Regions from separate parts of the Mus musculus genome. Here regions 2, 3, 4, 5 and 6 are each linked to region 1. The links are chromatin loops, found by intact Hi-C in ENCODE. Cell type or tissue: heart. All regions are shown on one strand.

Region 1 (5,000 bases):
ACACACTTTGAAGATAAGATTAAACTGGATTATGTGCCTCCAAAACAGTCCTGAGGGTGCCCAGCTAATCCTCCCTCCGTGCTGACAGGCTCTGAAGCCTGGCTGCTTTGTTGACCTATTTACCGAGAACCTCCTCACTTTCTGTTTGATATAAAGGCAGCTAGGTCCTTCCTGTCCTAGCTCAGGCCAAACTGAAAGCAAGATCTGGAGACTATTATTATGGTTTTGCTTCACTTTCACCCAATCTCAACAAAGCACTTAACCGTCTGAAAGCCTGACCTGATGTGTGTGTGCGTGTGTGTGTGTGTGTGTGTGTGTGTGTGTGTGTGTGTGTGTGTGTGGTGTGCTTGCAGCTCTTGCTGCCTTGCAGGGAGAAGGCGATTGGACATGTGGATGAATAGACTACTTATTTATTAATTATTTTTAAATTTCCCATAGAAGGACAACGTTACTGACTGGACATGGTGTCAAACCCCTGTAATTCTAGCCTTCAGGAGTCTGAGGTAGGAATAGCTTGAGTTCACAGGCAGCCTGGGTTACATAGAAAATTCTAGGCTGGTCTGAGTCATAGGTCAAGATTCTGTCTCAAAACACTAACCCCCAAGACCTATAGCAGTGGTAGGGGGATTGTATTTCCCTATTTCTCTTCACTGTGCTAATTGTACATGAAGCACCTAGAATGCTTTCAGAAATAGAGGTTTAAATGTTTGGGAAGAGATGTGCCCTGTTTTGTGCCCTTTCTTAGGCCACAGACCTTTTCACCTTAATCCGGTATTATTGTTCATCCCCTGGCCACTAGTTCCACGAAAGGCACTAATTGTGGGTGCTTCATTGTGTAGCCCTCAGGTTTTAATACACTTCTATGAGGGAAAATGTACTCTCCCTTCCATGGTGCTGCAATCATCCAGCCTTTGAGAATTCCAGTAAATGGACCCAAATGAGCTCAGGACAGTTCCAGACAGTGTCTGGATCTGGTGTGTGTGTGTGTGTGTGTGTGTGTGTGTGTGTGTGTGTGTGTGTGTGTAAAAGACACAGATATCAATTACTCAACTACTAAGAAGAAGAAAACAGGGAAAGCAAGCTGGAAGTACAGTGAATGATGTAGGAGCTTGGAGGCTAATTCTCTCAAGAGACTGAAGGTGAAGTATCTAGATTCCAAGGTCAACCTGGGCTACATAGTGAAGCCCTGCCTCAGGCACACATGTATATAAGCTAGACACATTAGGTATCATCTGTTTACACACATGTACAGAGTGGATTGTGAGAGCTCTGCTGTAAAACCCATTCTTGAGCCTAGTCGCTTTCCAGAGCTCCTGTGCTGGTGACTCTGCCATACCTTCCTGGTCATTTTAGGGCAGAGCTATAACCTGGGCAAACATTTGTTCCAGCCAGAAGCACTACAAATGGCGAGATGACTCCTTCAGTAAGGACTACCCCACCACTGGCAAACGGGGCTAGAATGTTTCAAATACAGAAAATTGTGAGGGACACCTGCCATCCTCTTGGGTCACCTGACTGGTAGCAAGGGATAGGAATACCATGATGGGGAGAAACTAGCATCCATCCAGCAAGGACAATCTTGTGGACACTGCCTTCACGGCCCTGGAATAGGTTTCTGGGGGCCAAATGTCAGGCAACTGAACTCTGTGCTTCCCACTGTCACCCCACAGTACCAATGCACTATGAGGGAAACCCAAGGAATTCAGGAACGATGGCAAATGAATACATGCTGAAAGAATTTGATTTTCCTAAGGAATCAGGTTGTTTCCTTTACACTCATCCTTCACATTCTGCAAACAGGAGTCTCGCATCTCTAAAGTGATGTCTTTCAACAGCTGACATTTCAAAGCCTGCTCCTTCCCCCCGCCCCCCCCCCCCCTGCTTTCCAGTACACAGCGGACTTTGAAGTCAAATACACCAGCATTTAGCTCGGCATTGATTTACTTTATTCTCTAAGGTCATTTGGGGGGACAGGGGGTGGAGAGATGACAGTGTGGGCTTTGGCTGCTGGTGCTGTGGGGATGACAAGCTTGCTTCCCCTTCTCATTACACTTGGAGGGACACAGTTGTAGAAAAGGCCATGGTGATGCTCCAAGCAGGCCCCCAGCTCAGAGCACTGGGCAGTCTCCTTGACCCAGTGACTGTGGGGAAACTCCTGATGGACTTTTTGTCTTTCTCTGCCCTGCATGGTCATCTTCCTCACATTCCTGGCTGTTTTCCACCTAGTGTTGGTGGCTTGCTTCAACAGTAACCAATGACGTCACAGTGTGGCCAGTATCAAGCCAGGATGAGGTCCTCTGATGTTTCAGGCTCCCGAGAACAGAATTTGAAATTGTTTTTCTTCACCTGCATCTCTGAACTTCATTAGAAAGACACAACTTCATTAGAGACAGAAGTAAGTACTTTAATGACAAAGAACCATCTTAGAAAAAGGACAATAATGCAAGTAAAATCAAGTCACAGAAAATTCACAAGCTGATAGGACCTCAAAAATTAAAAGTAAATTTTTAAGGGAATCTAATCCACGAAACAGTCAATGCTCTGAAGTTATAATTCTATCCTCAGAGGAGGAATCGAATGCCGCCGGCTCCTCCTTTCTCCACGAGAGGGAGCATGGTATTCACATGTCAGCTTTTCTCAAGTGTTTCTGAGCTCCTTTGAAGGATGAGAGCTGGGTGTGGTGGCTGACTTTGGAAATGCCAGCAAGGGGGAAACTGAAGGAGAAGTCCTGAGTTCCAGGCCAGTCTGGCTCTGAAAACCAAACAGAATGACCAAAGAACATTACCGTCCCTTCATAGTTTTCCTTAGACAGTTTACATCATTGGAAGCAATAGCCAAAAGAAATGATCCACATGTGAGTCCTATCGTTACCAAACTTTGTAACACAAGAATCAAAATCCGAGCAATGGGGCTGGTGAGATGGCTCAGTGGTTAAGAGCGCCGACTGCTCTTCCGAAGGTCCCGAGTTCAAATCCCAGCAACCACATGGTGGCACACAACCATCCCTAACGAAATCTGATGCCCTTTTCTGGAGTATCTGAGGACAGCTACAGTGTACTTACATATAGTAAATAAATAAGTCTTTTTTAAAAATCTGAGCAATGAATTTGTTTGGATTTTATTCAAAAAGAATAACATATGTCGCAAGCATCTGTGGATTTTAATCCCTCTGCTCTCAGATTATGAGATCCTGGAAATCACATAGAAGTGTTGACACTTTCCTGTCTTAGACTTCAGTAGCCAGCGGTCACTTTGCTTGGTGACATTGGGTGAAGGGCACTGTGCGTGGCGGCCCTGCGTGAGGAGCAATGTTTGCTGTTCACTCTGGCTTACTTCTCTCCGTCGCGTACTTTTCTTTGTACTTTGTAAGCACACTTGTTCATAGTGAAATCTGTGAGGCACCTGCTGAGATGATGAGGTGACGCAGAAGCAGGGCAGTAATCCTCTCACAGAGCACGGAAATCCTCTAACCCCGGAGCCCCGGGACTGCCTCTGAAGCAGGAGACACTGGGACCCAGGGTCCTTCCTCAGACTCTCAGGTAGGAGACACTTGTGCCTAAATGCAGATTACTTTGTCATCATGAGAGTAATTGTGGAAATGCCTGTTAAGTTGATTATATAGAAACGGCAAAGTGGGTGTGGTAGCAGAAGCCTGTATCCAACACTCCGAAGGCTGGAGCACCAGGAACTGGAGCTTGAAGCCAGTCGGGGCCACAGAACGCCAAAGCTAGCTCTAGGCCAGCCGGGGCCACAGAACGCCATAGCTAGCTCTAGACCAGCCGGGGCCACAGAATGATATTCTATCTCAAAATAAAAAATAAAAAATAGGGAAGGAAAAAAGAAAGGGAGAGAGAGAAGAGTAAGAGATAAAGGAGAATAAAGGCAGCAGGAGGAAGAAACGATGAGGGGCAGGAAATAAGGAAGACGTATGGAGTCCAGTTTTCCAGCTTGTTTGAAACTCAGCAATCTACAGAATTCACTCTATGGTTTAGATTGAAGGCACTCACTTCCCAAGTACCCGGATCACATCAGATCTAGACAATAACTTTGAAACAAATAGATGCTCCTCCTTAGTATAACATTTCAGTTTGTACATGAGCGTCTATTTTCCCATAATTCATTGTTATCATGTGTACTATGCTTAAGATTAGCTTGAGTTTGTCACATGGACAGGAATCTAAGTTTGGCCAACTTACCACATCTGTTTTGACATCCTTTTCCTTGAACATATGGACCAAATTTTCTGAGAGTTGCCCTTCACCCTGACCTCTGAGCTCTCTCTGGGCTTTCACTCTGGTTGCTTGGCCCCTCTAATAGAATGGTTTGTAATCCCCTAGTTAACACAAGGAACACATGTGTTTCAAGTTCTGCTCTGTTCAGGAGACAGCCACTCTGAGGTTTATCAGACCAAGGATTTGCTGTATATACCACTTATCTTTTGGATTCTTTTAGCTACTTAGTTCTCCAAAGGCTTCTCTTTCCACCAAGCCCCTTTGTAAGCTTTCTTCTCTTACATTCCACTGAAGTGTGTGTGTGTATGTGTCTGTCTGTATGGTGTGTGTCTGTGTGTGTGGTGTGTGTCTGTGTGTGTGGTATATGTCCCTGTGTGTGTTTCTATGTGTGGAGGGGGTGTCTCTGAGTGTGTCTGTGTGTCTGTCTGTATATGTGTCTCTCTCTCTGTGTCTCTGTGTTTGTCTTTGTGTCTATGTGTGGGGGTTGTGTCTGTGTGGGTGTCTCTGTGTGTGTGTGATGTATCTCTGTGTGTGTGTCTCTGTGTGTATATCTGTGTGTGTGTGGTGTGTGTCTGTGTGTGTGGAGGGAGTGTCTCTGAGTGTGTCTGTGAGTCTGTCTGTGTATATGTCTCTCTGTGTGTCTATGTGTGGGGTTTGTGTCTGAGTGTGTCTATGTGGTGTGTGTGTGTGTGTGTGTGTACAAGTTTTAATAAACATTAGATATGCCGGGCGTGGTGGCACACGCCTTTAATCCCAGCACTCCGGAGG
Region 2 (5,000 bases), 160 kb after region 1:
AAAATTTTGCTGACAGGACCCTGATATAGCTGTCTCTTGTGAGGCTATGCCAGTGTCTGGCAAATACAGAAGTAGATTCTCACAGTCATCTATTGGATGGAACACAGGGCCCCCAATAGAGGAGCTAGAGAAAGTACCCAAAGAGCTGAAGGGGTCTGTAACCCTATAGGAGGAACAACAATATGAACTAACCAGTAACCCCAGAGCTCGTGTCTCTAGCTGCATATGTAGCAGAAGATGGCCTAATCGGCCATCATTGGGAGGAGAGGCCCTTGGTCTTGCAAAGATTATATGCCCCAATACAGGGGAATGCCAGGGCCAGGAAGAGGGAGTGTGTGGGTTGGGGAGCAGGGAGAGGGAGGGTATAGGGGACTTTCGGGATAGCATTTGAATTGTAAATGAAGAAAATATCTAATTAAAAAAACTTTAAATAAAAAAGTCTCTGGTTTCTTTATTAAGTTAGTCATCAGGGTCCAATAGGACAAGCTGATTTTCTGAATAAAATTGGTTTCCTTTCTAAACCTTACTTTGTGCTGTTTATTTCTTAATATCAATACGATACACAGAATCTCTGCATTTGATTTTGCATATATACAAAAATTATTAGTAATTATTTATCATAATTAAGTTTACATGACCTAAATACTTGCTCTATTGTAAATTTTTATGTTGTTCTTTAAATAAAGATAATAAATCTCTGGTGTGTGGTGGTACAAGATTTTATAAACATAGACCTTTCATGTCTTTATTCAGATTATTTTCTCATTTAACTGAAAGATATGATAATGAGATTATTACTTTAGAGTGTTCAATACTATAACACTGGGGGGAGTGGGGAGTGTGAGGTTATAACTGAGACACTCCTATTGGTAAACTACCATTCCTTAATGAATTAAAACCAACTTGAAGAAGCACATCAGGGGATTAAGGTACCAGGAATGTCCATGACTCATTTTTACATTAGAGCTAGGTATTAGGAGGAAGAGCACTGAAAAAAAGACATAGAAGATGGAGGAGAAATCTGAACTGCACCAAGAGGGCTTCATACAGCCCTACACACTACACTATCCTACCCCATCATCTTTAGAGAAAAGGTCAGCTTCCATTTTTGCCTCAAAATGGTACAAATTCCACTGTGTTTCAGTAAACTATGCAGAAGATTACTGACTGTACAATCAATTAAGCTAATTAGCATCTATACTTCACACCAATATGAATCTAATTATCACTTTGCAATCTGTTTGATGTAGCACTGTACCAGATATTAAAAACTGATATTCGGTCTTTATCCCTCAGAGCATAGGTACTCTCAAAGTTTTAAATCTACAATGGCTCTTAACTTTCTGGGCCTAGGAATAGACATGGAGGAGCTGATGAACACTGCGGATTCCTTTTACAGAATGAACGTATGTGGGGAAACACACACACACACACACACACACACACACACACACACACACACACACATACACAGTGTAGCATTGCCTCAACCTTCTTAGTACTGCTTCAGCACTGTCATGGACCCCACTAGCACAGCTAATTCTCCTAAATTACTTCCCACTTTGGGTAATGTGCACTGTGCACACCTAGCAGGCCCTGCTGATCAGATAAGTGGATGCTTCTGCCCATTTCCCCCTTTGCATTCTTGACCATTTGAACAGAGTATCGGGTGGAGCCCACACCCGATAACACTCAGGAAGAAAAATGTCATTTCTGGAACCTTTCCATGACCTAAGACATAATGCAGAACTCAGCAGCTGGTCCTTGGCCAGTGATAATCTTAAAAGGAAGCCCAGGCATCGCAATGCTTTTCCTGGAGACAGATAGTGCTGTGTAACTTCTTTACAGTGCCCCACAGTCCTGAGATCTCTTCCTGGGAACAAACACTCATGAAGCATCTTCCTTCTCCTAAAGTTGGAGTAAAATAGAATCTGAACATTTCCCTCACTAAGCGTGAAGGGGGCTGGGGGTAAACCTCAATGGCTAGAGCTGGCCTCACATGCACAAGGCTTTGGCATCCATCCCCAGCAATGAGCAAAACAGTGATTATCTACGGGAAATAAATGTTTCATCTTACATAGGAACTATGCAAAAATAGTTTTGTTGTTGCTGTTTGTTTGTTTGTTTGTTTGTTTTTGTTTTATTTTGTTTGTGCTTGAGAGTATTTCTCTTTCCCTTCTAGAACCTAATTTCCCTTCTAAAGCAGGAATTGGGCCTTCCCTAGGCCAGCCCCTGCGGCTGGCCTTGGCCTTGGTTTTGTCTGCTTCCTCTTCCTAAGTGTTCCAGGATGACCAGTGAGGGACAAGGTACATACAAGGAGAGTTCACCCATCGGCTTTTGGTTTGGTGGCAGTGTCAACAATGTATTTGTTGGGAGAGGCCCTTTGGAGAAGATGGGAAATCTACTTAGCAGCCTTACATGTCAGATGAGCCCTCCTCTCACCAGCCATGTCGGGAGTCTCACAAAGTAAAGAGAAAGGCGTTATAAGTGGTGTCCAGATTGTTCCATTTTCATACTCCTTACAAGAATAAACCTAGGAAGTACAGAGGTAGTTTGGCTAGCTTTTTTTCTACTATTTGAAAAATAAATCAATGCATGTTGTCTTTCCATCAGTGGAACCAGCACACACTTCCTATGTGGTCCTAAGCGTGTTTAAGTCATTAACAATAAGAAACGGGATTACTTCTATTTCTTTTCCCCCTTTAGTGTCACCGCAGTCAGTTTCTGTAGTTTACCCATCCCCTGCCCTCTGTCTTCTGAAGAAACAGCCACAATTCTTCCACTATATAGTCACACCTTCAGCAGCTCCACTCGAAGTCTCAGATGCGGGACAGCTTAATTTTCCAAAGGTGAGGTAACAAAGACTTGACTTGTTTGCCCTTGATGGGGGGAAAACATGTCCTGTGTCACATAAACCCCAGCCGTGTCTCCCTCATGGCTTGCCAGCAGTCACGGGATCACGGGCTGGACCTCTCTGAGTCCACCACCAGGTCCACGGCCACTCTCACTGGACAGAGAACAATGAGCCCTGCAACTGCAAGGTCCACACCTACCCAGCATTTCTTGTTATTGTTTGAAAAGACCAAAAGGAAAAAAAAAAAAAAAAAGAAAGGCCACATGAAGCCTCAGGGCAGGAGGGAGGCTCAGAAGGAACTAGAAGGAAACCCTGCAGGATGTTCCAATCACTCAAACTCTCTGTGCATCCAAATTAGCTCGGAAATGGCCACTGGTTCACAAAAATCTGTTACCACTCTCCTCTTCCTGGCCACAGCCACCCCCACCAGCACCTTTCCTCCTCTCTATTGTTTAGCCATGCTGTCTAATCCGATCCAATCATTCTTTGAAAAAAAATTTTTCGTTTCATCAGGAGGACATAGATGATTAAGCAAGTATTTGACAAGTATCTCTTATCTTCTTATATTCTGCCAAATACGAACTTTCAAAAAAAGAAAGAGAGAGAGAGAGAGAGAAGAAAGAAAGCAGGCCAAAACAAGAAAATCTAAGGGAAAGAGTGACTGCAAGTCTGTTCACATAGGCCTGTCTGCTTCAGGCTGTCCATCCGCCAGCATGTGGGAGTGTCCCACTGCTTTTGCTGATTGAAGACAAGCAGATAAATAACTGTATTTTATGTTTCAGAGCATTCAAGTTTACAAAATCATTTTTACTTTACTCTCTTGATGGCTTCAAAATTAGCTGCAAGAGAAACATGAACTTACAGATTTTAAAACTTGTTTCTGGCTCTTGGGATTTGGATTAATGTCACAATGCTGTTATTGCCTTCAGTTCCTGGATGCTGGTTTCCTAGGCTATGGGATTATAACAGTGCCACCACGTCTAGCTAACTTCATGATTTTATTTATTAAATTTATGACTTGATTTTCTTTAGACTTCTCCAGAATTATTGTTAGATCTACAAATAAAATGAATTTATTTTCATATTTAGCGTATATGTTCCAGTCTTATCAGTTCATAATAATTATGAATGCTAATAAACCAATATCAAACACACTTTCCTTTTTAAATTTTATTTTTGTTATGTATGAATGGAAAAGTATAAGCCCAGGACCTGTAAGACCAAGGTCTCAGCATAAAGGAAAATTATTTGCCTCAGAGGGACAGAGGGCAGGAAATAACAATGATGGGAGATTGAGGAAGAGGGAGAGGGGAAGGGAACAAGGGAGAGGGGGGACAGTATTTGTCCCTAGGACAAATGACTGCCTCTGGATAGAGGAGACAGGCATGGCCTGTAGGAAAATGGCGGGTTATAACAGTAAAAGGGGAAAAGCCCTGTTAAGATGAGGTGTTTAATTTTAATTTGATGTGTTAATTATGTGAGCCAAAGGTGGCTTTTGATTGCTCAACTTCAATGCATTTGAAGCTGGACTTTGGTATTCAGCCTAAGGAGGAGGAAGTGGCCAAATAAGGGAATGGATCTGGTGGCTAGCTTCAGGAATATAATCTAAGGGGCTTTAGCAAGACAGGGGGAATGGAGGAGAAGGGCAAGGCCTGCCAAAGCCATGTTCGCCAGGCTCGAGTGTAAGTGCTTGGAATCAAACGCAGGTCCTCTGGAAGAGCACGACACACTCTTAGCCACAACTCCCTGGCACATTCTTTCTGTATAACCGTAAACATAAACACTTTTGAGCCAACCTCCTGCGGTAGAATGCTGCTAGCGATTTACTGCAGTTGTCCTACCTGCGTAGACACGGCTTTTTATGAACCACCTCAAAGGCAGGCATTACCTGTTATAATGTTCAGCAGAAATGTAGGAACTCAGAAATCGACCGTTCACACAGGTGAGTCGATCATCTTGCTTCTCTGATCAGCTTCATAGGTTTTTCTGGGAGAGTGAAGTCTAGGATGAGACCCAAAACAAATCAGGAGATCCACCTTAAAAATAGCCTGAATCTACGTGATAAAGGTTGCTAGGTTTCTGCCAATATCTGAAGTAATTTCCTTCAATCCAGTATCTGGTTGAACAATTTGTTTCTTTCTTTCTA
Region 3 (5,000 bases), 63 kb after region 1:
AAACACTGTTAATTCAGAACGGCCCAGCCAGAACTCCTTGTAGCGCCCCCTACCGCTGCAACATTGTCTTGCGCTGTCTGTTTCTTCCTAGCAGGTTAAAAGGTATGCTCCTCACGCCCATCTGGTATTAGCTCTCAAACACATCGTAATGAACAAGACTTAGGCTGGAAACAGCTCAGTGGAACAACACTTGCCTAGCAGTTCAAGGCCTTGGATTTGACCCCTAGCACCAAGTAAACATAGCATCCTGAGGATGTCATAAAGAGAGAGCCTCGCATTCCTGACATGAGCGTGTACCAGTGACGTGCCCCACACACAGATGAGGGCTCCAGGGGCTGTACCAGTCAGTAATGTGCAGGATGTGAAGATAAGAGCTTTAGGGGTTGGGGACTTGTTTTCAGTGCCGTTGTGGTCACAAGGGTCAGGGTTTTCCTTGTGTCATAAACAGCTAGAACACGGGCAAAAATATTTGAAGCAGATGTTTTTGAAGATTAGGTAGTAGGAAATCCAAGACTATGATGTCTTAGGAGAGGAAAACATTTGAAATGGGCCCCACCGTAGACACAGCTTTTTGCTTAGCCACAGCCTTAATGGTAGTATTGAGACCCATGGCAGTTTGAATAGAATTTTAAGGCACCCAGGAGAGGTGGGAAGGGTTCTGGGAAGGAGTGTGGCTACAGAAAGGGGAAAGCCACAGTCAGTGCCTAGGGTTCCATGTGTATAAACACAGTGTCAACTTCAGCGAAGCCAGGGAACAAATGGCCAAACTGCTGCGGAATGAACCCTCAACAGACCTCAGAGAGGGCAGGGAATAAAGCTGAGGCTGGGTAGAGCAGACAGCGCGAGCACTCAGGAAGAGCCAGAAGTGACTTGTCCTGGCAGTAGAGCTAAGAGTAAAAGCTATGCCAGAGCCAGCTTAAGTAAGGTGAGTTGTGCTGGAAGAGTTAAATATGATCTAAATACAGTGCATGCTTTTTATGAAAGTCTACATAACTAAAAAGGTTACAATAAAATAACTTTAAAAAGAATAAAGAAAAAGAACAATGAGCAACACTTCTTAAATGAAGACCATAAGCATGCAGGCAGTCAATAAGACTACACTTGTACCCATCACCAATCCAAAACTGTTACACAAGACAAGAAACAGCAAACAGAGTCTATAAATGGAAAACCATCTTACTTTGAAACAGATCCAGATATGACAGCAATGATGGAATTAACGGACACGGACTTTAAGTTATAAATATGCTCAAACACTGGAGGATTTAGTGAACCTAGGCATAATGAGATTAGTGGAAGGTGACAAGCCATCTAGAGCTAAAGCCAATAGAATATTAGAAAGAAACACTTGCAACATAGGTTAAAAATGGTTAGACCCCTAAGAAAGAAGTTTGTGGGTCTGAAGACACAGTAAAAGAATCTACAGAGCCTGGCACAGACGGAAGTAAAGACTGGGCAGTGCTTTGGGCTAAAGAGAGCCGCTCATTCAGGTGTAAGCATTTCCCAGGAAGCCACAGTCTATGACAATTTGATATGAAGGTGCCCTCCTTCCAGGGTGGGATTGCAGCTGTAAGTCCTTAGAAACCCCTGAAAGTGGTGGTGTATCAGATAGTGTGCCACACCAGCCAGCAAAAATTCTTGGAATAATCCAAATTTATAAAAGTCATTAGAAAGGAAAAATAAATATGTGACTGCTTGGTTTTACTATCTGTGACACAGAAAAGATTTCTTTAATGTTTCTCTACGTTTATAGATAGTTTACAAATTAATTTGCATATGACCTTATGTTATTTTAAAACATCAATAAATTCCAAGGAGGAGAAGAAGGTCGTTTGGTTTTGTTTTGGGTTCACTGAGCTCTCAGGAGGCAGAACAAGGCTTTGCCTCCGGTGAAGTGCTATACAAATACTGGATATGTGGATCAAGGAATTTCTCTCAGGCTTCCTTAACCATGAAGTAGCATTTCCCACGAATTTCCTCAAGGTGGCGCTATGTACGGTAGTCAGGGTCACCTGTATTATTCATAACACAGCCTTGATATCTGAACCGTTTCTCTTGTATCCTTTAATCTTTAAAGAACTTTCCCATCTTTTTACTTTTGAATCTGTCATGTTCTTGCTTTCACCCCATGCTAGAATTGAACCTTGATTATTGGCTATGCTAGATGCATTCTGCATCTCATTTTCCTTGGGTAAGTACTTGAAACTGGAATGACTAGGTCATGAACACACACTTGAGTTAACGAACGTGCTCTCAGACACTCCTGCCAGCACTGTGTGAAATGTCAATTTTATCGCCTCCTTGCCAACAGATGGAATAGCCTTGTCTTTGATCTGTTCTAATAGGTGTCCAGTCATGCCAGTCTTTTCTAAACATCAATTTCTTAGGTTTGATATGTTTTTTCAGTTTCTTACAAATTCCCCAAAAACTTAGGAGGTTTGTATATAAAGGCAACAACATGTCAGTGAAGAAAAAAAAATAGGTTTTCTATGGAATGAATGGAGTAAAATAATAATTACGTGTTTTCCAAAACGTTTACTCCCAATGTAAGGTTCATGTTTTTAGCGTAAGCCTTTCCTTGTTCTTTCACCTCCCTGACGGATCCTATCGGGAGTCCTCAAATGACAGTTTGTTCTGGCTCCTCCGAAGGCTCTCTGTCTTGGTATCTCTTTCAAAGCAAGGCATTGCAGGGTAAAGGTCTAGGTTAATCTCAGTAGTTTCCAAATCCTGGCTGAGCTCAGGCTCCGCCGGTCCTGGGGGATGAGATGTAGGCAGCTGTAACAGGATGGGGTGGGGTGGGGTTGGGGTGGAGTAGGGTGGGGGGAGGGTGGGGTGGGGTGGAGTAGGGTGGGGGGAGGGTGGGGTGGGGCTATCAATGCAGCTGTTATTCTGGGAGGATTTTCTCTCCCACTTATAAAACTGTACAGATTTTAGGTTTTTCTTAAATTCAAACATTTGCCAGGAATGGTACTGCTCTGCTTTGGAAAAAACTGCCGGCAAAGGCCTCTGCATTTTCAAACTCCTGAGTCCACACAATTGTCAAGTCAAGAGGAAATTAACACAAATATAAAATAAGTGTATTGACTATGACAGACTAAGACAGTATTTGTCAACTCTGTGCTCACCGAGTAAATATCTTTTAACTTTTTATTGATTCTTTGTGACTTTCACATCATGCACTCCAATCTCACTCATCTCCCTTTTCTTTCCTATTTGCCCTCTGCCCTTGCAACTTCCACCCACCAAAGGAACTTTAAAAAACAAACAAACAAACAAACAAAAAAGCATAGAAAACTTCTCATTGTAGAAACTGTAGTGTGTCACACCGTGTCCCGTAGAATCCTTTTATCCATACATCTTTTTCTTATGCTTAGTCATTTTTTATTGGATATTTTATTTATTTACATTTCAAATGTTATCCCCTTTCCTGATTTCTGCCCCCCCCCCCCCACTCCTACCCTATCCCCCCTCCCTCTGCTTCTATGAGGGTATGTCTCCATCCACCCACTCCTGCTTCTCTGCCCTCTCATTCCCCTACTCTGGGCCATCAGGCCTTCCTGGAATCAAGGTCCTCTCCTCCCATTGATGCCCGACAAGGTGTTCATACATCTTTGCTTGCAGATGTGCATTGCAGTGAGCTGTTGGTCTGGCTCAAGTCCTCTGTCTTCTGCTTCGCTATCAATTGTGGATGCTCAAGGGGACTCCTCTCAGATATCCTGCTGTTGCCCTGTGTCATGGAGGTCCTGCAGCTCTGGATCTGCAGGACCCGCCCCTTCATGTGCTCCAGCAGTTCTTAGATGAGGTGAGATTTTGGAGTGGCCTCACACAGTACTGGATCCGGGTTTGTGTGGTAGCTGAGTTGGTCAGCCTGCCAGCTCTCCCACACCAGCATCACCAGGGTGAGCTCTCCACACTGCCCAGGCTAGCTCACCCAACGCTGCAGCTGGCCAATCTCTTTTGCTCTCATGTCTTTGGGGCTGGCTTACCAGAGTCTTTGCCATTAAGACTAGCTCTACTGTGTTGCCCAGTGAGGGCAAAGCCAGCTCTCCCAACTGCCTCAGGTGCTGTTGGGGGGGGGCATCTCTCCTGTGCCCGTGCCACCTCACAGAAGGCTCTCCCTCCCTCATGTCCTCGGAGCCTGCTTAACCCCAACCCCAACACCATGACCAGCTCTATTGAGCTGCCCAGACGAGGTATAGGGCCCACTGCCCTGAGTGAGAGGTAGGGGCCAGTTCGCCAGAGTGTCACAGCAAGTAAGGGACAGGGCCAGCTCTGCACAGCCTTTGGACATAGCAGCCCAGACCAGGGATGTCCACAGGGTCTTTAGTGGTAATATGAGCCACAGACATTGACACAGACCTCTGCTGCTGAATGGTCATGGGTCCAGCCATGGACTGGGACTTCACCATGACCTCGGGTGGCAGTTCAGGCTACTCACAACAGGCCACTCCTCCCGACCCTCGTGTCTCCAGTTCTGCCTCTCTTCACAGTGCGCTGGCTGCTCCACTTCTTTCCTCCCACCGCATTGTAGCGGTTCCTGCTGTGGGCAGGACACATGATTGGTGGGCCTCTGGATGTCCCCACCTCATGGTATGGCAACAGGCAGGTCTCACAGTGTCCTCCTATCTGAGCATTGTGGTGTGGCTGTGGGCGAGCCTTTGTGTGTCTACACCCCACCTATGCCACTGTGTGTAGCAGATTCCAGATGTCCATAAATATCTTTTTTTTTTTAAAGAAAAAAATATATTCAACTGATTCCTTAGATACCATTGCCTGTTCCAAGGTCATAAATAATTTATTCTATTTTGGAAGTTCTCAACCTTCCTAATGCTGTGACCCTTTAATAAAGTTATACATTCCTTTAGTACAGTTTAATATATTCCTAAATGACCCTTTAATACAGTTCCTCATATTTTGGTGACTCCCAAAATTGTTTTTGTTGCTGCTTCATAACTACAATTTTTCAGGGCCGGAGACATGGCTCAGCGGGTAAGAGCACT
Region 4 (5,000 bases), 53 kb after region 1:
TATGACGTGTGTGTGAAATAAGAGTCATCTGGTCCCTCTAATTTCACATAGAGATAAAATGTTGATTCACCACCAAAATACAGTTCTGTATAAACCAGATTGAGATTGGTATAATCTCCATGGACCCATAGAAGATAAATTCATATACACCATTTATTAAACAGAAAACTACTTTAGTAAATAACTTATAATAAAGACATACTTTAAAATCGTAACTGTTTTTATAGACACTGGCTCTAATGTTTAGGGACCTTTGCTTTCTCACCTCTGCTGGCTGCTGGCTTTCCTTGGAATGTGTCCCTAGCACTACCCTTGCCGCCATGTTCCCTTTGCCTTTTTTCCTTCTATAGTCTATCTCTTTCCTTTAAAAATTACTTTTACTATTATTTATTATTGTATGTGAACATGATGTGTGTGTGCACGTGTGTGTGTGTGCATATGTGTCATGGTATGGTGTCGGGGTCAGAGGACATATCTGTGAGGTATTTTCCTTCCACATTGTGTGTGTTCTGGTGTTGAATTTAGGTCACAAGGCTTTTCTTTCCCCCTCTAAGCCATCTCTCCAATGCCTTCATTCTCTTATGGGCGTACCATGACTACAGAGGGTTCTTTTTACCATCCAGGATAATCTCCTTAAAATATCTGTGCTGCACACCTTCTGAGTCCCCTCAGCAGGTGAGGTAATATCCACAGGGTCTGGGAGTTAGGACATGAATAATTTGGAAGTTGTTACCCAACATGATATGCCATGTTTATATACCATCAGGAACCAGGGGAAACACATTACAGCTCTCTTGTTTCTCTCTTGCCCTCTTGGGCTATTCACTCTTCCCCTATTCCCCTCTCCCTCCCTCCACATGTTCATGGCCTGCCTCTTCTTCTCTTCTCTTCTCTTCTCTTCTCGTCTCTTCTTGTCTCTTCTCTTCTCTTCTCTTCTCTTCTCTTCTCTTCTCTTCTCTTCTCTTCTCTTCTCTTCTCTTCTCTTCTCCTCTCCTCTCCTCTCTCTCTCTCTCTCTCTCTCTCTCTCTCTCTCTCTCTCTCTCTCTCTGCCACTACTACCCTCTTAACTCCCCTTCCCTTGCCCCAAATAAACTCTATTCTATACTATAAAAAAACCACATTACAATATTTCCCCAAGTCACTTGCTAGACTCTACATTGTTTCCCACCCATGGAATTGAAACATTCCTACATGGACTACAAAAACTATATGCACAAGGCAGTTCACTGAACCATAATATGTAGCAACAAAAATAGAAATGTATTAGTCTTCAATGGGGATAGAAAAAAATGAACTTTGGTATATGCATCTCATAGAAGATGATGTGCATGCAGAAAAAAATATCTTTATGTACTGACATGAAAATCTTCAAGACACAAATATAAGAAGAAAGGAAAGGTGAATGCCAATATATTCAATTTAATTATATCTTTAAGACCCTATCTATAGAGAGTTGACTGTACAACATTATAATGCATATAATGCCAGTTATTGCACATTTAATGGTAAATTTGTCTTATGAATATTTTGCTGCAATAAAATATGTAGTACTGAGTTGTATAAAACTTTGTGTCTGGTAAGTTTTTGTATATAATGTTTTTATTTGCAATCTTTAAATAATAAAATATATAACATTAAAAAGTGTAATAGAGAACAAATAACCCAAACTCACATACACACACACTACACACACACACACACACATACACACACACACACACACACTATACCACACAAATAAGTAAATACAACACAAACATACATACACACATACCATACACAAATAAGTAAATACAAGAAAAATAGATATTTAATTTCATATAACCTGAAGCCTGCCTAACTGAAGAATCCTTCTCCTTGGGAAAGAATTGTGCAAATAGAAGAAGTCCTTGAAATCAACAACAGATATGACTATTTGTCCATTACTGTCCTCCCAGGAGTAGGAAGAGCCAGCAGGAAACTGGGCTGTCTGGCAAAGCCCACTGTGACCATCAGCACAGACGGAGATCTGATCACCATTAAAACCAAAAGCATCTTTAAAAACAAGGAGATTTCCTTCAAGCTGGGAGAGGAGTTTGAGGAAACCACACCAAGTGGCCGCAAAAGCAAGGTGAGGCCGACAGCACACCTTCAGCGATCCTACTTATGAATGTTAATTAGAGATGCTGTATTAGGATGCAACAGCCAACTTACATTTCAAGAATCTCCTAGAGAAACTTTTGACTAAACACTAAGCTTGAAGATCTTGAAAGCAAATATGCATCACGTTCCATTTGGATTCTTGCATTTTATCCCTCAGAAGTGTGAGATGTATTTTATTACTTGCTCTAGTTTTATTTCTGCCAATGAGCTAAATAAACACCCAGACAAGAAGAAACTTAGAGAAGACGGGTTTATTTGAGCACAGTTCCATGTTGAGGTCCATCATTTCAGGGAGGTCAAGCAGCTGCCACATCATAGCCACAGTCAGGAGCAGAGAGAAACAAACACATCCTCACCTGCTTCCTTCCATAGTAGGTTCTTCTCAGACTGTTCAGCCTCCCCCACCTGTAAAGGGCTGCAATCTACGTGCCGCCACTAGATGGTGCTAAACCTCATTGTGCGCAGCTGCGAGAGCACAGCCAGCCAAAGTCACCAGTCCGTCTCCGAGGCTTTTGCCCAACCCCTGGGGGCTTTAACCTATCCCCAGGGTGCATGAGGATCATGGGTGTTGCTACCAGTCCTAGTTTAGACACGTCACCAAAAGTATTTAAGCCACACACTTTCTGAGCTTTCTTTGTCTACCTCAATATGATATAGAAGTAAAAGTTAACCGTGGAAGAATCTGGTGTGTCCTGTGTTTATTTCCCGCGGGACGGGGATAAGCTCGGGATACCCACCCAGGTATTTCTCAGCATAGACAATGGTACCATAAAGGGGGGATGGGGAGGCTGGGGCTTCCTACATCAGTTAACCATCAGGGCAACCCCTCAGACATACCAACGGGCCTACCTGATCAAGATAATTCCTCCTTAAGATTCCTCCCATGTGGCTCTAGGTCCTGTTAAGTTGGCCAGTACATGTGCCCCTGGGAGAATAAAATTCTTTGGTGGGCACTTGAAAATGCACACAAGACACTGGATCCAGTGGTGATGCTCAGTGGACCACGTTTGGAGAGCAGTCTACCTAAGCTGGGACTCAGCTCTCTCAGAAGCAACGGTGCTCCCTGTCATTCTGTGGGCTTCTCACATGGAATTTTACAATGAACACGATTGGTATTAGCGGATATGAGGTTATGACCCTGAAACAGATGAGCCTAGGTTTCTTAATGGCTAAAGACAATGGAGAATTAATTGTAACTCAGAATACATATGAAGTGTGGGGGTGAAGATGAGGAGGGTGTGAGAGAGAGAGAGAGAGAGAGAGAGAGAGAGAGAGAGAGAGAAACAGAGACAGAGACAGAGACAGAGACAGAAGGAACATGCACACACAGAGGAGAGGGATGTTTGTGGCTTTTAATCTCCAAGGACCCAGGCCAGAGGAGATTTGAACGCCTTGTTCTTGCAACTGCACCATTGCAAGCATGGTCTCCTTGGTGAACAAGGTAATGAAAGAGACTCCAGAGTCTGCATTCATGCATTCATAGTTGGTATGTTATACACATAGGTTTTCCTTGTATCTCATACCTCCAGTTGAAATGCAGCATTTATTTATAATATATACTTTCCCTGTATTTTATTATTTGTGTTACCAGTTTACCCATAGTAGACTGATCATCTCAACAATGGAACTTGCTATTTGTTTCCCAGCACCCAGTGGTTGCTATAATAGTCTATCAATAATTCTTTGGTTTTGCTTTTAGTTTGTTTGTTTGTTTGAGTTGATGCCCTCAGTTGTACCTCTGCTAAGGGTAATATTCTGATAAAAGGAATTATTATACCCCTTTGACAGAGGTTTAATAAACATGGGACTTGAAATGCCAGTACATATAAATCGAAGGAATTTTGACTGAAACAATTAATAAAGGCATCTTAGATATCTGTGATAAAATTGTCAAGAGAAACTAAAGAAGCAAGAGCAATTAGTACAGACAAAGCAACTGGGGAATGCTGTCTGGGAAGAGCAAGAGAGGGGAGCTTTCCTCCCTTCAGCCTCACTGGGACCTGAACTAAGTCTCCTGTTGTTGAAACAGACACTTAACTCGCTGTGCATAAGAGTAAGACCTCCTCTAGACTATAAAAGATAAAATTGAACTTCTTAAGTTGTTCATTTTATTCTTATAAATCTTCCTCTCCCCAGAAGAATCATCCCACAAAAGCACTGCTAGGAAGGTTTTGAAACAACAACAACAAAATCTTGTAAATACCATCTTAAGTCTGTAGAGCCGCCTTGAATTTAGCACGTCTAGGACATCAGGGTTTGTATGCGCCGACCTAACCTTGGTTCTGTTTTACAGAGTACAGTGATCTTAGATAATGACTCCTTGGTTCAAGTCCAGGACTGGGATGGCAAGGAAGCCACCATCTGCAGGAGACTGGTAGATGGGAAAATGGTGGTGGTAAGTGCTCTGGTGTGTCCTTGTCACTTGAACTGTCTATCAGAAAAGCACCCACTTACTTGCCCTAAAGCCAGAAAAAAACTGAGCCTGGCTTCTCCTCTCTTACAAGAGCTGAAGGGAAACATTCACAGATAACCATATCTTTGTAAGAATTTGAAACTCCTATGGGTTGAGAAGTTGAAGCTCTAAAAAGAATTTTTAAAATAGCGTGTTCCCTGATCTCCCACTCACACGTGAAGCAAGCGCAGGGTTGTGCAATCAGGGTTTCAACACTGACAGAAGGCGGTGCTCCTCTGGATCTGTCATTGTGCGGGAGAAAAGAAAGCTCTAAGTTAGAGAGGCGTGAAACTGAAGTGTTGAGGTGGTTCTCAGTGTCCGAATAAGTACAAGCAAGTAAAAGCAAGGATGTGTTTCTACACAATCCCACGTTGTTACCTCATGCTAATTCCGTGAGGTAAGGCGC
Region 5 (5,000 bases), 94 kb after region 1:
ATGGCACTAAGCCAGCCATCTTGTAGTTCCTCGGTTCCCCAGTGTTGTGGCGGTTGTCATCTATCTTCAGCTGACAATTCCTTTGTTCTGGAAGGCCCTTCTGGTGTCATGTCAGCTTACATTGTGCGGATGCTCTGGACAGTGGGTCCCTAACTGTCCCCTGTACACCGTCTTTCCCAGTGTGGGAAACATGTTCCTTGCTCCGTGGATCCCCAGTGGTCAGCCTGTGCCTAAGGCATGTGTGAATAAACGGGTGGACTTGGTGTCACTGTGCTGCGCTACCAGTTCCAAGAGAAACAGAGCACAGAGCACAGAGCACATGTGAAATTCTAGCAACCACATTAGAAAAGTAAAAACAAACAAACAAGCAAATAAAAACAAATTAGTTTTAGTAAAATATTTCACTTGGCTTGCCTTAATTATGGTTATTCCAACATATATTCAATGTAAGAAATTTTCACGATGCATTGCATTTTATATTAACTTCAACTGTGATACATACTGTACACTAACAGTCATCTTGAGTCAGACTCTTTTTTTTGAAATACTTGTTCATTATTTAAAGTTCACAAAAATTATAGTTAAAAAATTTAGATTGATGAATTCAAGTTGTTTCACACATTTTATTTTTACATTTAATTAAAGTTGAGCTTTCTTGTTATATTAGCCACCTGTCGGAGGCAGAAGTAGTTGTGTAAGTGCAGAAGTTTACATGGGCTGGCTCTACAGCACGTCTAACCCATAGCACTATAATCCACATGCAGTCAGCACAGCGGGCTAATCGCTTGAGAACATGTCTAAGTTAGGGATCAGCATACGTTTCCAAATAAAACAATTTAGAACATTATCAAAATTATTCCTGCATTAAAATCGCTTATTTTATTTGAGTTGCAATCCAGGGGGTCTTATCCAGTAGGAAGCCTGAGTCTGAGAGTAGTCCATAGTGGGTGAAAGTTGTTCCCCTGACACTAGCAGATGCGATTAAAAGTTGTTACTGTGAGTTAAATTTATCAAACTTTTACAGTAGCCCATTTTCCTACAGAAAATATCATGTTTCAGAGTCTGTTTCCCCAGACTTTGGGGGCTGGTAGGGACTTGGGAGCAGGTACTTCTCAGCGAGCCCCTGTACAGCAGTCCATCTCTCTCTAACACCCTGAAATGTGGGTGTGCTCGCAGGCACTGGTGTACATGTGAACATCTCCCATCATTCTGCTGTGAGGCAGGGAGGCTGAGAAACTGGATTACTTTATAAAAGCTATCTCAGATGAGTCACTGTGTCAAAGAAGAAAACAGGTTTTGATAATTCATGACCACATTACTTCTGATCATTCACATAAACCCACAATCTTTAGGTCTGCATGAAATTAAAACTTACAATATATTTCAAAAATGAAATGAGGGACATATTTTGCATTGGGACCCATTTTTGAAGGGTCTGTAAAAATGAGTACTACATGGCTATTTACGAATGGGAAGAATAAGGCTTAACTTTTAATGTAATTAAATCTGTGCACTACATTCCTGAGCAATGAGCAGAATGTATTTTAAGTATGTATTAAATATTTGAAATTATAAATCTAGGCCGCTGTAGCCCGCATCCAGAGGCAGGGGCAGCTAGGTTTCTTTGAGTTAGAGACCAGCCTGGTCTAGGTAGTAAGTTCCAGGACTACCAGAGCTGTGCAGCGAGACTGTCTCAAAAACCAAACCAAACCAAAACCCAACCCAAACCAAACAAAGCCAAACAACAACAACAAAAACAAAAAAACCCACCAAAAAAACCAAGGAAACAAAACAACCAAAAATCAAAAAACTAGGCTACTTTAAAATGTCATTATTTATTTTGTTAAAATTCCTGAGATAAACACTATTCTAACAAAAGAGCCATTAAGACTAAGAATCTCTAAGATAGTTTTTATGTTCTCAAATTCAGAAGAACTAAACACATTATTGCAGTATTAATAAAATAAAAACTCAAGATAAGAAGGTCAAATGTGTCCAAGATAATTGTCTCCTCCACAATGAGGCAAATCCATAAGGAATAATGGGGGGAAGTTCAATGCATTAGCTTTTGACAGTCAAAACAGGAACCTTTAAAATACTCTGTTCATGGTTAAAAATAATTTGTACTCTAAGTCCAGTGATCATTGCCAGGGAGAACCAAAGTTGAGAAATTTCTATTAAAAACATGACTCAGAGGAAAACATACAGGGTCTGGTCATGAAGGAAATGATCTGGCCCCCATTGGTCACTCCTACAGTCACATGGTCAGGGCATCTTTAAAAGTGAGCTATCTGGACTTCAGAGGCTCATAGCACCCTCCTGTGCTGCAGCCTTTCTCACCTGGAAGACAGCTCCTCCTCGAAGGTTTACAAAATGTGTGATGCCTTTGTGGGAACCTGGAAGCTTGTCTCCAGTGAAAACTTCGATGATTACATGAAAGAAGTGGGTGAGTGCTGTGGGGGTCGGGGTCCCCCGGGCTGGGGAGAGGGCTTGCAGCTGCCTTGCAGCCCGGGGGGACAGGATGGAGCTGTGGTGGGAGAAAATGCTGCTTCCCGCATGGAGGGTGTATGTAGAAGCCACAAGAAAAAGTCTGTCCTAGAAGTTTTCTCAAAGCTTCAAGCTCGTGATCCCTCCAGGTGAACCCGCAAGAAAGAGTCTACAGGACAATCTTTTACTCTCTGTAGAACGACAAGATGTGGCCTTCTTTGCCAAGCTTGCGATTCTGAGGTTCATTTGGCTACTTGCCTGTTTTCAACATCTCCTTTTACATGAAAAATTTGTAATAATTTAAAGAGAAAAATATTCCTTCCGTTTGTTTTTTTTTTTAAAGGATGGGGGCAACTTTTACTTAAAACTGAAGTCATGATATTGCCCCTCTTAGAAAACAAATCATGTTGGAAAATATATTTTAGCAAATTCTTTTCTGTCTCAATGTCAAGGCCTAAGAATGTGTGATTATTTTACAGTTGACAAAAGCTTGGCTTCCGGAGATACTTTCCTTCAAGGACTTAAAGGTTTCTTCGTTGGTTTAGAGTGATATGTGATGTCATAGATTTGTGAGTAATTCAGAAGGAAAGCAGGGCATGCAAAGCACACATAGAACTTGCCCTTCCCACGATATGGGCTCACAACGGTCTATGTCCTGTCAACACTGCCCACAGGCTGCTGTGTGGCCAAACAGCTTTGCCTATCCGTATAGAGGGGCCATCGCCCAGCCAGCGATGTACTTCATCAGGAAGCGTCTGCTTTGAAGCCCTCTCTCCTGACCTCCCCATATTACAGAGTATCTCCGTTAGGACAGACTCCCCTCAACCTGCAAACCTTCCCTCAGTTATACAGTGGGAACTTTTGGTTGTCTGTCAATATTGTTGTCTTGTTTGCAGACAAGAAGAATATCGGGAATTTCAGCATGACTTAGCCCATCGACTGTTTACTGTTCAGTGTGGTAGTTACTATGCACTGAGCCAGAAATACCAGGGCTTGAGACACTTTTAGCTCTTGACCACTTGAAACATTTCATACTGCTACCATTCCTATCTAAATTATAATGACACTACTTAAGTTGTGAGAGACCCATGATTAAAGGCAGTAGATATTTCCTGAGTGGAACTGGCAACCGTAATTAAGGCAGAGTAGGCAGGTATTGGCTTCTGCAGTCAGATAAAAATGAAGACACAAGTGAAGCTGTTATTTGTCCCCGGCACGGTCTCTCTGCAATCATTTCCCAGTGCTGTGTCCCTTTCCTGCGCTGATTGATTGTACAGAATGCTGTGCTGTGTGGCAGAGTGACAATTCAAGGCAGAGACACACCATTTCCTCACTGTGGTACTGTTTAGACAGAGAACTAAGTCGTACCCTCTGCATCATTTATCTTGTGGTGTGGTTGTCTCTCAGTTCATCCTTAGTTCTAGCTTTGGGTCACCTTTTGTCAAAGACATAGCCTTTATTTAAGCATTTGTGTTGAAGGAGTCAGTGCACCCGAGACAGAAGGATTCTGTGTAACATGCCGACAGGGTGACTAAGGTTCTAAGTTGTTCACCCTCCACAGGGAAGCTAAACAAACAAAGTTCACAGCTTAAGGGACCGAGATGCAGAGTGTTAGTTTCCAAACTTTTCTATACACTGACATTCTGATTTCCTGAGTTCAGAAGATACTTACCCAGTCTGCTTTACGTTTCCTGATTGTTGAGAATGCGATCACCATTCTAAAAGGACATGAAATGTGAAACAGCATGTTCACTCTACAGAAATTAATCAGACAATTCATTTCATGAGGGAGTAATATGGGAAAGAAGCCTAGAAAATTAAATTTGGCAACAAGTGTTGTGAAATGTGATTTTTGTTCACTCAAAAATAGATGACCTTTTAACACAATAACTCTAAGTGAGGCCTGGCCTTTGACTTAGATTTTAAAAAAAAAAAAAACTTTTAGTAATTAAGAAAGAATAAAATGGTCAAACTGCCTCAATCACAAATAGAAAATAGAGATAATATACATACACTTATTATTAGCATATTATAATAAATATAGACATACAGACCTATATAAAACACATAGACATCGAGATATGAAGATTTAATCTCTTAATACATTCTTGTTGAAATTAAGGACTTATCTGAAGGAGTGTAGTTAGCAGACAGGCACAGTAAATCTGGATGGATGACAGGTTCTGAGAGCATCAAAGGAGCCTCCGGCACCCTGGTGTCTTCTTCATCACACACACAAATGTTAGCTTTACATGCGTTCTCTTTCTCCCTGTAGGAGTGGGCTTTGCCACAAGGAAAGTGGCAGGCATGGCCAAGCCCAACATGATCATCAGCGTAAATGGGGATTTGGTCACCATCCGGTCAGAGAGTACTTTTAAAAACACCGAGATTTCCTTCAAACTGGGCGTGGAATTCGATGAAATCACCGCAGACGACAGGAAGGTGAAGGTGAGGAACAAGGAGCTGATGCAGAGTGAGGGGGGCCAGGCTTCTATTCCACGGCCTGCAGGAAG
Region 6 (5,000 bases), 240 kb after region 1:
CAGGACAAACCAACCGAAGGAAAAAAAACCCAAAAGAAGGCACAAGAAATGGAGACCCACTCATTCACACACTCAGGAATCTTTTTTTTTCTTTTCCATTTTTTATTAGGTATTTAGCTCATTTACATTTCCAATGCTATACCAAAAGTCCCCCATAGCCACCCACCCCCACTCCCCTACCCACCCACTCTCCCTTTTTGGCCCTGGCGTTCCCCTGTACTGGGGCAGATAAAGTTTGCATGTCCAATGGGCCTCTCTTTCCAGTGATGGCCGACTAGGCCATCTTTTGATACATATGCAGCTAGAGTCAAGAGCTCCAGAGTACTGGTTAGTTCATAATGTTGTTCCACCTATAGGGTTGCAGATCCCTTTAGCTCCTTGGGTACTTTCTCTAGCTCCTCCATTGGGGGCCATGTGATCCATCCATTAGCTGACTGTGAGCATCCACTTATGTATTTGCTAGGCCCCTGCATAGTCTCACAAGAGACAGCTATGTCAGGGTCCTTTCAGCAAAATCTTGCTAGTGTATGCAATGGTGTCAGCATTTGGATGCTGATTATGGGGTGGATCCTTTCATCTCAGCTCCAAACTTTGTCTCTGTAACTCCTTCCAAGGGTGTTTTGTTCCCACTTCTAAGGAGGGGCATAGTGTCCACACTTCAGTCTTCATTTTTCTTGAGTTTCATGTGTTTAGGAAATTGTATCTTATATCTTGGGTATCCTAGGTTTGGGGCTAATATCCACTTATCAGTGAGTACATATTGTGTGAGTTCCTTTGTGAATATGTTACCTCACTCAGGATGATGCCCTCCAGGTCCATCCATTTGGCTAGGAATTTCATAAATTCATTCTTTTTAATAGCTGAGTAGTACTCCATTGTGTAGTACAGCGTCTGCCCCAATCCAATCGCGCGGAACCTGAGACTGTGGTAAATAGGGAAGCGGACTACCCGGGCCTGACCTGGGGCACAAACCCCTTCTGCTCCACTTGAGCCCCAAGGTACCTTGCTAGCGGAGTCTCACCCAACACCCGCAAGGGCCCACACAGGATTCCCCATGGGATCCTAAGACCTCAGGTGAGTGGAACACAGTGTCTGCCCCAATCCAATCGCGCAGAACCTGAGACTGCGGTAAATAGGGAAGCAGACTACCCGGGCCTGACCTGGGGCACAAGCCCCTTCCGCTCCACTCGAGCCCCGGGGTACCTTGCCAGCGGAGTCGCCCGACACCCGCAAGGGCCCACACAGGATTCCACACGGGATCCTAAGACCTCTAGTGAGTGGAACACAACTCCTGCCAGGAGTCCAGTTTGAACACCAGATATCTGGGTACCCTCCCTGCAAGAAGAGAGCTTGCCTGCAGAGAATACTCTGCCCACTCATACTAAGGAGAGAGCTACCCTCCCAGGTCTGCTTATAGAGGCTAACAGAGTCACCTGAAGAACAAGCTCTTAAGAGAGACTCAGGAATCTTATAAAAACACGAAACTGGAAGCTGTAATATATACACACTGGACTGGGGAAGACCTGCGCAGGCCCATGCTGAATGCTTCAGTCTCTATGCTGGAGGCTTCAGTCTCTGTGCTGGATGCTTCAGTCTCTGTGAGTTCATATGAGCTGTATTCATGCTGATTTAGAAGACCTTGTGTTCTTAGAATCCTCCATCCCCTTTGGCTTTTACACTCTTTGAACTAAAGATCAGATAGTCCAGAGACCTAGGGTAGGCAAGACCAAATACTACGGGTTAATAATGATAATAATGATAATAATGATAATAATAATAATATTAGTAATAATAATGTAGTGATAAAATGAGTCCTAAAGACATTCTCCTACACAAACATAGAGAACAAATACAGGGAGCAAATACAGCCAGACCCACAGCCAGGCATTACACAGAGAGTGAGAGACCTTGGAACACTCGGCCAAAGGCAGGATGTCATCACACCCCTGCCCACCAAGCTCACGGAACCAGAGCATGCATGCTTACTTTTACACCCTTGAGGCATTTGTGTGAATACATATGACACCTAGTGGTGGGAGACCAGGCAATGGAATACTCAAGGAAAGAGAAATAGGCCTGGCCTGCTGGAGAACAAGCTACAGAGAAGGAAGTGCATTGTAGAATAACACTCATCCGCACAGGTGTGTTCCTCTCAGAGCCGTCATGGAAAAAGAAACAATTAGAAAAAGAACATACAAGAAATCAAATGAATCTGGAAACTTGCCACCTACAGAGAAGGAAGAAATTCATCCACATATATTTTGCCCACTTAACTAAAGGGTGGAGACTGTGCTGACCCAGCACAGCCCAGAGATGCACAGAACTAAGGCCTTCTCCACCAGGGCCATCAGCATCTTTCAATTCCTTGGGTACAAACATAGTTTTAGGAAATGTTTTAGGAACAACAGTGCCACGGGCATTCCTTGCCAGAAGCATGTAGACATGTTTTGTGTCTTTCAATAATGTCAGAACTACTGGATAATAATAAATTCATAATTTCATTGGCTGCATTTGCCAAGTCGTCCCGATTCTGAGAGCTAGCCGCTGGCAAACATTATATTTTATTCCAAATTACATTATTGACATTAACCCTATGATCACATATTACACATCACCCAGTAATTGTGTCTACCTATAGACATTGATATATGTATGTGTATATGCGTCTGTGTGGGCTAGAAAATGGCTACCAAGAGACTACAGCAGAGCTCACAGAGGCCTTACTGAGAAGCTGGGAGAGGAGGCTGAGATACAGATGCAAAAATCATAAATCTCTGTTCTTGGGGGAGGAGAGTAAGCCACAAGGTCAGAGTAAAGCTGAGGTGAAGAACTGATGCACAGTGCTAAGTCAGTGAGGGCAGTCACAGGTGTCTGTCTGTCCACCCCTTGCACCCACAAGACAGTCCCAGGGCAGGTTGTTGGGAGCTGCTGATATCAGCGTGTTAGGTGGCCTCCTCTTGATAGAGTCAGGTGAAAGTGTCATACAATTTCCTTGGTCTGGTGTGTTCAATATATTCTCAAGCCTGGTCTTTCTCATACGGTGTTAATATGCCCATCAGTCCCAAATTGTTACTTTTACAAAATCACAAGATGGAAAATGTCAACCGGTGCCACATGGGCAGTGCTGGATAAATCGTACATTTTCATGTGCAAGGTCCAGGGACACCCTGCCTCTGAATCTGCAGTTGAAAGATAGTCAAATGCTGGTTGTAACATGCAATCTCCCAGCGTGGTTGGAAAAGTCTCTCTTACACAGCCTTATCTCCTTACGGAGAAGGCTGTAGGCAGGGCTTCTTAGAACAACAGAGAGACACTAAAATGACCTGTGGCTCAAGCGATATCACTTTAAAGATAAAACTCCTCACTGTTTATGGTAATGATGTGCATGTGAGCGCATGTGTGTGCATGTGTGGGGGTCCTTTTAAATAAAAACACTATCTCATCTCTACAAAAATGGTGAAAATCAGAAAGTTACTTAAATTTAAAAGGGATACACAGTGATCAAATGGATCTTTAAAACAATAGGTTGGGGTGAGCGAGGAGCAGCCTGGGAACTAGGGAGTAGCTTTAACAATATTCCCAGAGGATCAGGGAGCCTTCCTTCAGCTCATCCCCAGCTTCTTCGCATGTTGAAGATCATTGTAGAAAAATATTAAATAACAGATCTACTTGCTCTGTCATCTGCTTCCCTGCATGGATTGAATGTTCCATCCTTTGAAACAAACCATGATCTACTGATTAGACTTCCACCTAATGACTATTACTAGGTGGAATTAGGTAAGTCGCCTTTGGAAATATACTTACAGATGCCAGCACAAGTCTTTTATATGAAAGGTGGTCTTGTTGCCATGGGAAGTTATTACTAATCTCTGTAGTTGGACGGGTTTAGAAGCTCTCCAGAACTGTTTCCTGTCCATCTCAGATTACTCATGCTGTTGCTCTTCTTCACTGATGTAGACAGACAAGACCTGGGAGACTCGCTAATCCACTCCAGACATTGAGGACCGTCTGAGAATTGAACTGGCTCAATGCAGACGCAAAGCCACTCTCAGGACTCTGGAGCTACTCCATCAACAAACAAACACTCTAAAATCGAGTTCTTAGACCCCAGAGGCCTGGTAAGCAAGCTTCCATAAGCAGGCAGAAGAAACCTTTCTACATGAAGGCTTTTCTTGAAATCTGTGCAGAACATGAGATTCTGTGCAGACTCCGCCATTGGCCCTCCATGTGCCATTGGGCAACCACATGGCTCATTATGTCTTTCGATCTTCCTCTTATAAAATGAAGGTACTTCTGGATATGATCACAGTCAGCTATTGGATGGGTCACACGGCCCCCAATGGAGGAGCTAGAGAAATTACCCAAGGAGCTAAAGGGAACTGCAACCCTATAGGTGGAACAACAATAGGAACTAACCAGTACCCCGGAGCTCTTGTCTCTAGCTGCATATGTATCAAAAGATGGCCTAGTTGGCCATCACTGGAAAGAGAGGCCCATTGGACTTGCAAACTGTATATGCCCCAGTACAGGGGAACGCCAGGGCCAAAAAGGGGGAGTGGGTGGGTAGGGGATGGGGGGTGGGGATGGGGGACTTTTGGGATAGCATTGAAAATGTAAACGAGGAAAATACCTAATTAAAAAAAAATGAAGGTACTTTGCTCTCAAGAGTGGGAAGCTTTAGTTTTTCCTGTATATTTTTATGGAAGGTGCATCGGCACACCTCCATCTCACCTGTGGAGGTCAGAGGACAGCCCATAGGAGCTCATGCTCTCCTTCCCCGTGAGTCCCAGGAGTCAGGCTCAGCTCTTCTTTACCTTCTGAGTTGCCTTGCCAGACCTGAAATTCCTTGTTTTTAAAGTGGCTACTTTTTCTTGTTTTCCTTGTTTCCAAGGACACAAGAAGACAGTGGCTAACCAGAGATGACATTTGTTTGCCCTCAGATATGAGAGCCCAGCAAACAGAAAGACATAGCTGTGGGTTATTAAAACAAACAAACAAAC

What was found. Hi-C counts contacts between places; a loop is a spot of excess contacts. Peaks named below come from ENCODE experiments on the same cell type or tissue, not always from the same donor. Only the 100,000 strongest peaks of a DNase experiment are listed, where the experiment ranks them.
Region 2: it touches region 1 in a loop (3-fold over the local background); 2 of 42 quality-filtered maps call a loop at or near these places.
Region 3: a loop joins it to region 1, with 4 times the contacts of the local background. A loop is called at or near these places in 13 of 42 quality-filtered maps.
Region 4: it touches region 1 in a loop (4-fold over the local background); 13 of 42 quality-filtered maps call a loop at or near these places.
Region 5: it touches region 1 in a loop (2.5-fold over the local background); 4 of 42 quality-filtered maps call a loop at or near these places.
Region 6: it touches region 1 in a loop (7-fold over the local background); 10 of 42 quality-filtered maps call a loop at or near these places.

What each region holds. Positions count from the first base shown.
Region 1 is chr3:10,299,664-10,304,663 of GRCm38, reverse strand. A930014E01Rik (a long non-coding RNA gene) reads right to left here. Exons shown (of 2, transcript XR_387546.3): 2 at 1,924-2,751. It also overlaps a transcript of Fabp12 not described here. Among named protein-coding and RNA genes, the nearest start is that of A930014E01Rik, 4.2 kb to the right of the region's middle. In heart, a CTCF peak has its summit at 2,602; no DNase peak of the experiment used is centred here; H3K27ac peaks cover 261 bases.
Region 2 is chr3:10,143,605-10,148,604 of GRCm38, reverse strand. No RefSeq gene overlaps it. Among named protein-coding and RNA genes, the nearest start is that of Pmp2, 38 kb to the left of the region's middle. In heart, a CTCF peak has its summit at 2,987; DNase peaks (open chromatin) are centred at 1,714, 2,324 and 2,994.
Region 3 is chr3:10,237,022-10,242,021 of GRCm38, reverse strand. No RefSeq gene overlaps it. Among named protein-coding and RNA genes, the nearest start is that of Fabp12, 15 kb to the left of the region's middle. In heart, CTCF peaks have their summits at 47 (motif pointing left) and 1,996 (motif pointing right); DNase peaks (open chromatin) are centred at 1,971 and 2,731; H3K27ac peaks cover 263 bases.
Region 4 is chr3:10,247,150-10,252,149 of GRCm38, reverse strand. It overlaps Fabp12 (fatty acid binding protein 12), which reads left to right. Exons shown (of 5, transcript NM_001357160.1): 3 at 1,938-2,110; 4 at 4,436-4,537. Among named protein-coding and RNA genes, the nearest start is that of Fabp12, 4.6 kb to the left of the region's middle. In heart, a CTCF peak has its summit at 2,540 (motif pointing right); a DNase peak (open chromatin) is centred at 2,569.
Region 5 is chr3:10,205,885-10,210,884 of GRCm38, reverse strand. It overlaps Fabp4 (fatty acid binding protein 4, adipocyte), which reads left to right and starts at 2,269. Exons shown (of 4, transcript NM_024406.3): 1 at 2,269-2,446; 2 at 4,763-4,935. The coding sequence starts at 2,374. In heart, no CTCF peak of the experiment used is centred here; DNase peaks (open chromatin) are centred at 2,304 and 4,884.
Region 6 is chr3:10,056,893-10,061,892 of GRCm38, reverse strand. It overlaps Gm33365 (a long non-coding RNA gene), which reads left to right. Exons shown (of 4, transcript XR_387544.2): 3 at 3,958-4,118. Among named protein-coding and RNA genes, the nearest start is that of Gm33365, 4.9 kb to the left of the region's middle. In heart, a CTCF peak has its summit at 2,031; a DNase peak (open chromatin) is centred at 1,962.